2 separate regions of the Homo sapiens genome follow, and region 1 is linked to region 2. A link is a contact called in ENCODE Hi-C or POLR2A ChIA-PET data. All regions are on one chromosome and are shown on one strand. Each heading gives the region's core, a stretch centred on a gene start or an enhancer-like site at or near the end of the contact. The rest is flanking DNA. Distances are from core to core; before and after follow the strand shown. Region 1 has its middle 21 kb from the start of RGL1. Region 2 has its middle 71 kb from the start of RGL1.

Evidence for each region. A loop is a pair of places that touch in the nucleus more often than their neighbours do. ChIA-PET counts read pairs that join two places held with the same protein, here RNA polymerase II (POLR2A). Pooled maps may share reads with other maps.
Region 1: a map of heart right ventricle shows a loop between it and region 2 (1.8-fold over the local background). The contact joins two enhancer-like sites. A Hi-C loop is called at or near these places in 5 of 168 maps with a recorded cell type or tissue (Caco-2, Right ventricle myocardium inferior, heart right ventricle and 1 more), 2 of 37 single-sample maps with no recorded cell type and 5 of 50 pooled maps. POLR2A ChIA-PET finds 5 or more read pairs at or near these places in 2 of 52 experiments (A673 and activated B cell).

What each region holds. Positions count from the first base shown.
Region 1 is chr1:183,782,557-183,785,955 of GRCh38, forward strand. It overlaps a transcript of RGL1 not described here. Among named protein-coding and RNA genes, the nearest start is that of RGL1, 21 kb to the right of the region's middle. Within about 2 kb of position 1,880, at least 8 of the 41 ENCODE cell types and tissues checked have a DNase peak (open chromatin) inside an H3K27ac peak, as active enhancers do; they include A673 and heart right ventricle, where a contact is called at or near this core.
Region 2 is chr1:183,732,751-183,736,235 of GRCh38, forward strand. It overlaps a transcript of RGL1 not described here. Among named protein-coding and RNA genes, the nearest start is that of RGL1, 71 kb to the right of the region's middle. Within about 2 kb of position 2,206, at least 11 of the 41 ENCODE cell types and tissues checked have a DNase peak (open chromatin) inside an H3K27ac peak, as active enhancers do; they include A673 and heart right ventricle, where a contact is called at or near this core.

The sequences.
Region 1 (3,399 bases), core at 630-3,129, 49 kb after region 2:
ACATATTTTTATGGCTGAACAGGAATAGTATAATACACATGAGAGCTACTCAGATATCTAATATTACAGAATAATGCAGAAGACAGAATAGATATTGTGGTGGGTGGATTATAATTATTTTATTTTTGTTGGTAATGTGCTCTAGGTACCATGCAGGGATTTGGTGAGATTGCTGTCATATTTTCTAAAGTATCTGGAATTCCTAAGAGGAAAGCTGGAAAATGAGTGCAAAGTAATGATGCACAGTCTCCTTAACTCTCCTAGTGCCATGGGGGTGTAGACAATGGCAAAATGAGAGGGTAGTCAGACGTCCATGTGTAGATCTCACTGCTTTACAGGGAACAAGAGGCTGAGTATTGTACTGGATGCAAGAATCAACTTTGCCCACCTTAATCATAAACAGAAATATCTAGTTCTCCGGCCTGAACCTTTTCCACTGGTACTGAATTTCTAAAGATAACTGAATTTCTAAAAGATAACCGGGGGAGGGTAGAGCTGCATTCCCAGGATCCTTGAGTTTCCTATCAATGAGGAAAGCTGCTGCTTATTTGTGGACCCAGTGGGTGCCAAAAGGAAGAACTGAAGGGATTTCTACTGGGTTACTGAATTTATTCCAGCTCCGTTTTGGGGAACTCTCAAACCTTGGGGTGAGGAGTGGGGGTTCCCAGATGAATTCAACAAGAGAGAGAGGGAGGGGGAGATGGGAAGAGATAAGTTCAAATAGACAGGCAAAGGGAAGAAAATAAGGAACACACACACATACATATATATAATGATACTTAGATTGGCACAAAAGTAACTGTGGTTTTGCATTGAAAGTATAGCAAAAACCACAATTACTTTTGCACCAATCCAATATTATTACCTAAGGACTCACAGAGATTTCCTTAAGTCCATAGGGACAGGAGCCCTTGCCCTCCATGCTTCAGGAATGATTTGATTAAGGATACTAAACAGGCATGTGACAATGTGAGCTTGCTCAATAATAATCCTTGATGGACTATTACTCATTTTGTGAAATTGAGCCAAGTCTCTCTTTCCTGCTCCCCCTTTCTCCTTATTTCCCTTTCCCCCAGCTACTTTGCTTTGCTAAGTAATCAGACATGGATCTTATTCCCAAGATATTTATATTCTTAGGGAAATAAGACATTTAAAATAAGGAAGAATGCAATAAAATCTATAATGGAAACCCAGCTAATGAGCCACAGGAGTTCAGAGGAGGGAGATGTAACCAGTTGGAGTGGGGAGGAGATTATGGATTGTCATATTTTTGAATTTAATATTTATTGTGAATGCCTAAGTTAAATAGGAATGGAATGGGAAAAAGACTTTTCCAGGGTGTGGAGTTGTCAGGAATAAATCAGGGAGGTCTGCAGTCTTGGGGCATGAATAGCATACAATGATGAGATTATTCTGAGTGGAGTGAAGGGTACACAAGCATATTAAGGAAGAAGTTTCAATGGTGTGGTGGGGCTCTAATCTGCAGGGCCTTGAATGTTCATTGTCATAGCTACAGATAATTGTTAGAAATAGCCTGGTTTGCTGCAAAAGACAGGGCAAACTGGGAGGGACCAGATCTGCCCTCGAGGATTGATCAGGAACTGTGAGGAAGTCTAGGCTGGCAGACAAGGCATTAGAAGAGATGTGCAGAAGAATATGGCGATAGATGACAAGCGGTCACCCAGACAAGTTGGTACTGAGAGGTAGGAGACAAGTCTCAAGGAGGGAAGGTGCCTGATACTGGGAAATACAGGAACAGGTGGCACTTAGAAGTGTAATCAAGACTGAGGGAATAAGAAAGTCTGTCAGCAGTTAGCAGGCTCCAGCCGCTATGCTCAGGTTCATGGGCAGACTTCCAAGCTCTGGGAGGAAACAGCAGAATGGAAAGCAAGAAGCTGGGCCCCAGCCCCAGAGGGACCAGGCAGATTTCCAAGCCAGGAGTCAGACCTGGAACATGGGCCTGACTAGCAGTAAGAATGGTTCAATACTCCATTCCAGAGTGCTGAGCCAAAGTCTTTTAATGCCTTCTGCTTAAGGTTATGACTGACCTTCGACGCTGGGTTTACAGGTGGGAGCAGAGCGGTCCAGCTGTTTGGAGGGGAGGATGCAGATACTGGAGAAACAGTCAGGGTTCACTGCTGGCTAAAGAGTCTAGGCCTTATTTAGTGGGCAAAAGGAGAACAATGGAAAAATTAAAACAGAGGAATATCTTAATTGGAGCTGTATTTCAGGAAGATCAATTTGATCCTAGTGTGTAAAAGGAACCAGAGTTAAGTGAGTCCTCACCTGTAACAAATTTCGGCCATTCTCCTTCCTAAGCACTTCTCCAGTGTGTTCACTTCTCTGCAGGCCCCCTTCTAATACTGTGGCATAAACTATATGAGTAAAATTCATACAATTAATAAACTAATAAAACATTAATTTCACGTGTTTCTTTTCATTCTTTTCATGTGGCTTCTGGAAAAAGTTAAAATTTATAAGCGGCTCACATTATTTTTCAGTGGGGCAGTGCTGCTCTAATCCTTTCTCCATATTGCGGTTAGAACTTTTTAAAATGCAAGTCTTCTCATGTAGCTCTACTGCATGAAATCTCCCCATAATCTCCATTGCCCCAGGATAAAGTCTAAATTCCTTAGCATGGCCCCCACCCTCTTTGTCATCTGGCCTTAGCCCATCTCCCATTGCACTAATCCTTCAGGTGTATCAAACTATTTTCGGTCCACCCGTGAAATTACTTTGTATTCTTTGGCATCCATGCCTTTGCTCCTGCCATTCCTTCGCTTGAACTGAATATTTCTCCCCTTTTTCATGTGTTAACTTTTGCCTCCTATTAAGGTCTCAGCTGTAGGCATACCTGACTCCTTGACTGTGGATTAGGTGCTTCTCCTTGATGCTAAGGGCCACATCCTGTGCCTGCTCTACTATAGCATTTCTCGCATTATTTTTGAGGTCCTATTATCTTTATCCTCTACCTAGACTGCATGTTCTTTGAAAATAGGAACTCTGTATTGATCTTTATGTCATGTCCAGCACCCAGCACAGTACCTGGAGCATAATAGCTGCTTGCATGATTGTATGAATGAATGAATGGGGCAGATGTGCTAGGTGAAATGAACCTGAACCAGCATAGTGGCATTGGGAATGAAAAGGATAAGACACTCATCAAGAACGTAATTTGTGAGTGCTGGCAACCATGTAAATTGACCTCTAATTACTGGTTGGGTATCCTTTATTCAAAATGCTTTTGGCCAGGTACAGTGGCTTACACCTGTAATCCTAACACTTTGGGAGGATAAGGCTAGAGGATCTCTGGAGGCCAGGAGTTTGAGACCAGCCTGGGCAACAGAGTGTGACCCCATCTCTACAGAAAACTTAGCTGGGGATGGTGGTGTGTGCCTG
Region 2 (3,485 bases), core at 956-3,455:
TACGAATATTTGCAATTTTAAAGAAAAAAAATAGGTTCTAATTGAGTAACCATTGAATGTATCCCAGTAAGGTCCTTCCCATAGGCTGAGTTGAAAATACTCTGACTCCGTTGCTATGCAAAGCAGTTTCTAAACATGTTTTGAAAATCCGTTTGAAATTTGAGAGTAGAATTTGGTTCTCAAAGGCTTCATTTAGGCTTAAAACCTTTTGGTTCACTCTAAAATAATGCGAGGGTTTCATCCTTAATGGACTATCGAGGTTAAATTCAACAGCTGCTTCTCCTCTGATATATATTTATGAATGCAGGATGCATTCTATATGGTACAGTACACCCTCACAGAGCTCTGAGTAAGAGGAAAAAAACATGGAAACAAATTTTTTTTTAATGTTGGAGTGTCCTTACGGGGTTTGCTAAAGGACAAATGGGGCTCTCATTAAAAATAGGGATTGTATCTTCTTGAGTATACATGGATCGTGACCAACACAACAGTTTTTACTGAATTTACTGATAAAAATGTCACTATGTTATGTCAAGCTCAAGTCTTTGGGAGGGTTTTTCAGGATTCTGTAAGATATGGCTTTGACTTTGTATTCGCTTTTGGGCACCAGGTCATCAGGGAAAAGTCACAAGATCTATGCAAAAGGCAGCGTCAGGAAGCAGCATCTCTAGTGGTTTCCCCTTGGTTTCATTGTCCCTGTGTTCCTGTGTTCATCTGGGTTATTGAGTCTTTGATCCCACATGGGAAAGGTTTGCCATGTTGAGCCAGTAGTAGTATAACTCATTCTAACTAAGGCACATAGCTTCTGCCCTCTCCCCTGCTGGATGAGTATTGGACCAATTCCTTTGTCCTTAGCACCACTTACAAGGATTTATTTCCATTCCAGAGGATTTATTCCCATTCAGAGAAGGAACAACATAGTTAGATAGGAATAAAAATGCTACTCTGTGTATAAAGCTTCTTGCACCTAGCTAATCTAGCAAACTGGTGTTTTGGTCTTCAACACTAACTAGATCATTATTATGTGACACTAATTAAAGGGTCTTCTGTAATGGGATAAGGTGTTATCTGATCAAATGAAGGAGGAATGATATTTGGCAGTATATGGTATATGTGAAAATCATGGTGTTCTTGCTACTTAGAGACTGTGAGAAGGGATAAGGATTGGCTTAGAGCCAGCTCACTCTACATGCTCTCCCAGAAGTGTTTTCTTGAAAGAGTTTTTCCCCATTGGGACCTTCCATTTTCCTCTGGCTTAGTAAAGTGACTGTAATTAAATAGATTCAATTTCTGTTTATGGTGAAGTAAAAGATTGAGAACAGATTGCTCTTTAACCTGAAATGTGGAAGGGCTAGTCGATTCGGAAGCTAGTTAAAATGATTTTGTGTATTAACTGGTAAACTCAACAGATTTTTTCCCCTGTGAATCTAACATTTCTAGATCTTTGCATTCCTCCCGTGAGAAGTCCACCTCTGAATCCTTTCGAGAGCTCAGATTCCTAGGAACTCAGATTTTTGAACATCTACATGATGTTATTTTGTAAGTGGAACACTGACTATTAAAGGATAGCAGTGGAGTGGAGTGGTGAGGGCACAGCTCTGGGTCAGGATAACTGGAGAGAAACCCTAAGGCTTATTCCATAATCTCTCTTGATTTGAGCTTCTGAGGATAAACTGAGGCTTGTAACATGCTAGCCCAGTATCTGGTGTAGTAAATATTGAATGCACTGTGGTGGAGAGGGTTGTGTTGTCAATGTTGCTGTTGTTATTGTTGAGACCTAAAGGATTGCTATGATCTAAATCAGCTTAATTTCCTTCAACTTGATAAAAATTAGCCTGTGACTATTGAACTGGATGATGCTCTCCTAATGGTTTTTGCATTTTGCCTTCATTCAGCCAGTTAAAGCTGGTGTTTACAGAATTGTGAAACATTTGAGCCTGGGACAGTCATGTGATTTACAGTTTTGTCTTGTTTCATGCTTTCCAGCAACATAATTACTGAACTTTTTATCGTAATAAAAATATAGGCAATAAAAAAGGCAGTCCCCTGGAATTCCCTCTATCTCTCTTAGAATGCTAAAGGATATTTTTTTGTGATCTCAGCTCTGTTCTGTTAAGTATCCTCTCCCTTCCCCACGTCTGTCTTTGCAGATTTGTGACCAGACGGCTGCACTGAATGGAGACTAGGAAGGGAGCCCAACTGTTTTCCTTGTGTTGGCCCTCTGTGCCGAGCAGGGATTGTTGAGCAAAGCAGGGATTGCTGAGCAGCGTTTCTCCAGGGAGGGTCACAGGGTAGTACAAACCCACTCTGGATTTTTCTTTTTTTTTTAATTATTAAAAACTTTGGCCAAATACTATCAGTAAGGGGGAGAAAGTATGTGGTTTGAAGACCAGTTGGACCAGTCTTTTAAAATATCAACTGGAATAAAGCAAGAATGCCTTACACTTCTTTAATTTTCTACATTTAACAGGAGACAGTTGCTCCCAGAGTCACTTCTAACTCCACAGACAGTATTGTGCAACCTTGCTCAGCATTTGGAGACACTATATAATTAAAATTCCTTTGAAAATGGTTGCCCAATGATTGACATTTATTCCAAAATACATTATCATGTTGAATGCTTAATTCCTTCTTCCAGTACATTTTCTTTAATAAAAAAGTAAAAATCTATTTTTTAAAAGGGTGATGGAGTTTTGTAAAAAATTGAAGCAGTGTAACAAACTTATGTCTAATCTTGCTCTTAAAGAGCTGGCAGGCTAGCAGGGGAGACCAGAGTAAGTTATGGAAAGCAAAAAAAGCAATACTCAGGATATAACTGAGTTGCCTTATATAGATAGACTTGAAATGCTGCTGAGATTCCAAAGAGGAAGAGATAATAGGAATCTGTTGCTCTCTTACCTCCTAGTACATTGACTCATACCTCCACTTCAAACACAAGCAACATTTAGTATTACTACGAAATTATCTAATGGGCTTCCTTTCTCAGGGCAGTAGGAATCTGTCTCTCTGCTGTGGCTTTCTGGAGTCCTTCCCTTCTGATGTCTGTCTGTGCCCCAGTTTCCATTTTCATATGGTCATCTTTGATTCTGGATAGCTGCTTCTCTCTGTGTTCTCAGAAGAAATAGACTAGTGAGATCACTGTCATGCCCCCTCCACAATTAGGAGGCTGTATCTTGAGACCTTCTTGGATCCCACAATTTGTAGATATCACAATAGCAATCATGGTTAGAGAAGTCTACCACCAAACCAGGAGTTAGATGCTAAGGATGGGTGAGCATGTCCAAATAGCAGCTTTAAAAAGCCTCAGCACACTTACAATAGACTACATGTCAGAGTTTTGGGTTATCTCTGAATAGTCAAAACCCCGATATTATATACATGTATGTAAAGAGGCTATTTTAATATCATACTGTTTGTTTGACTTTTGAGTAGTGAATGCATAATATGGGAATAAGTACAATACGTGAGTGAAACACCGAAATCAC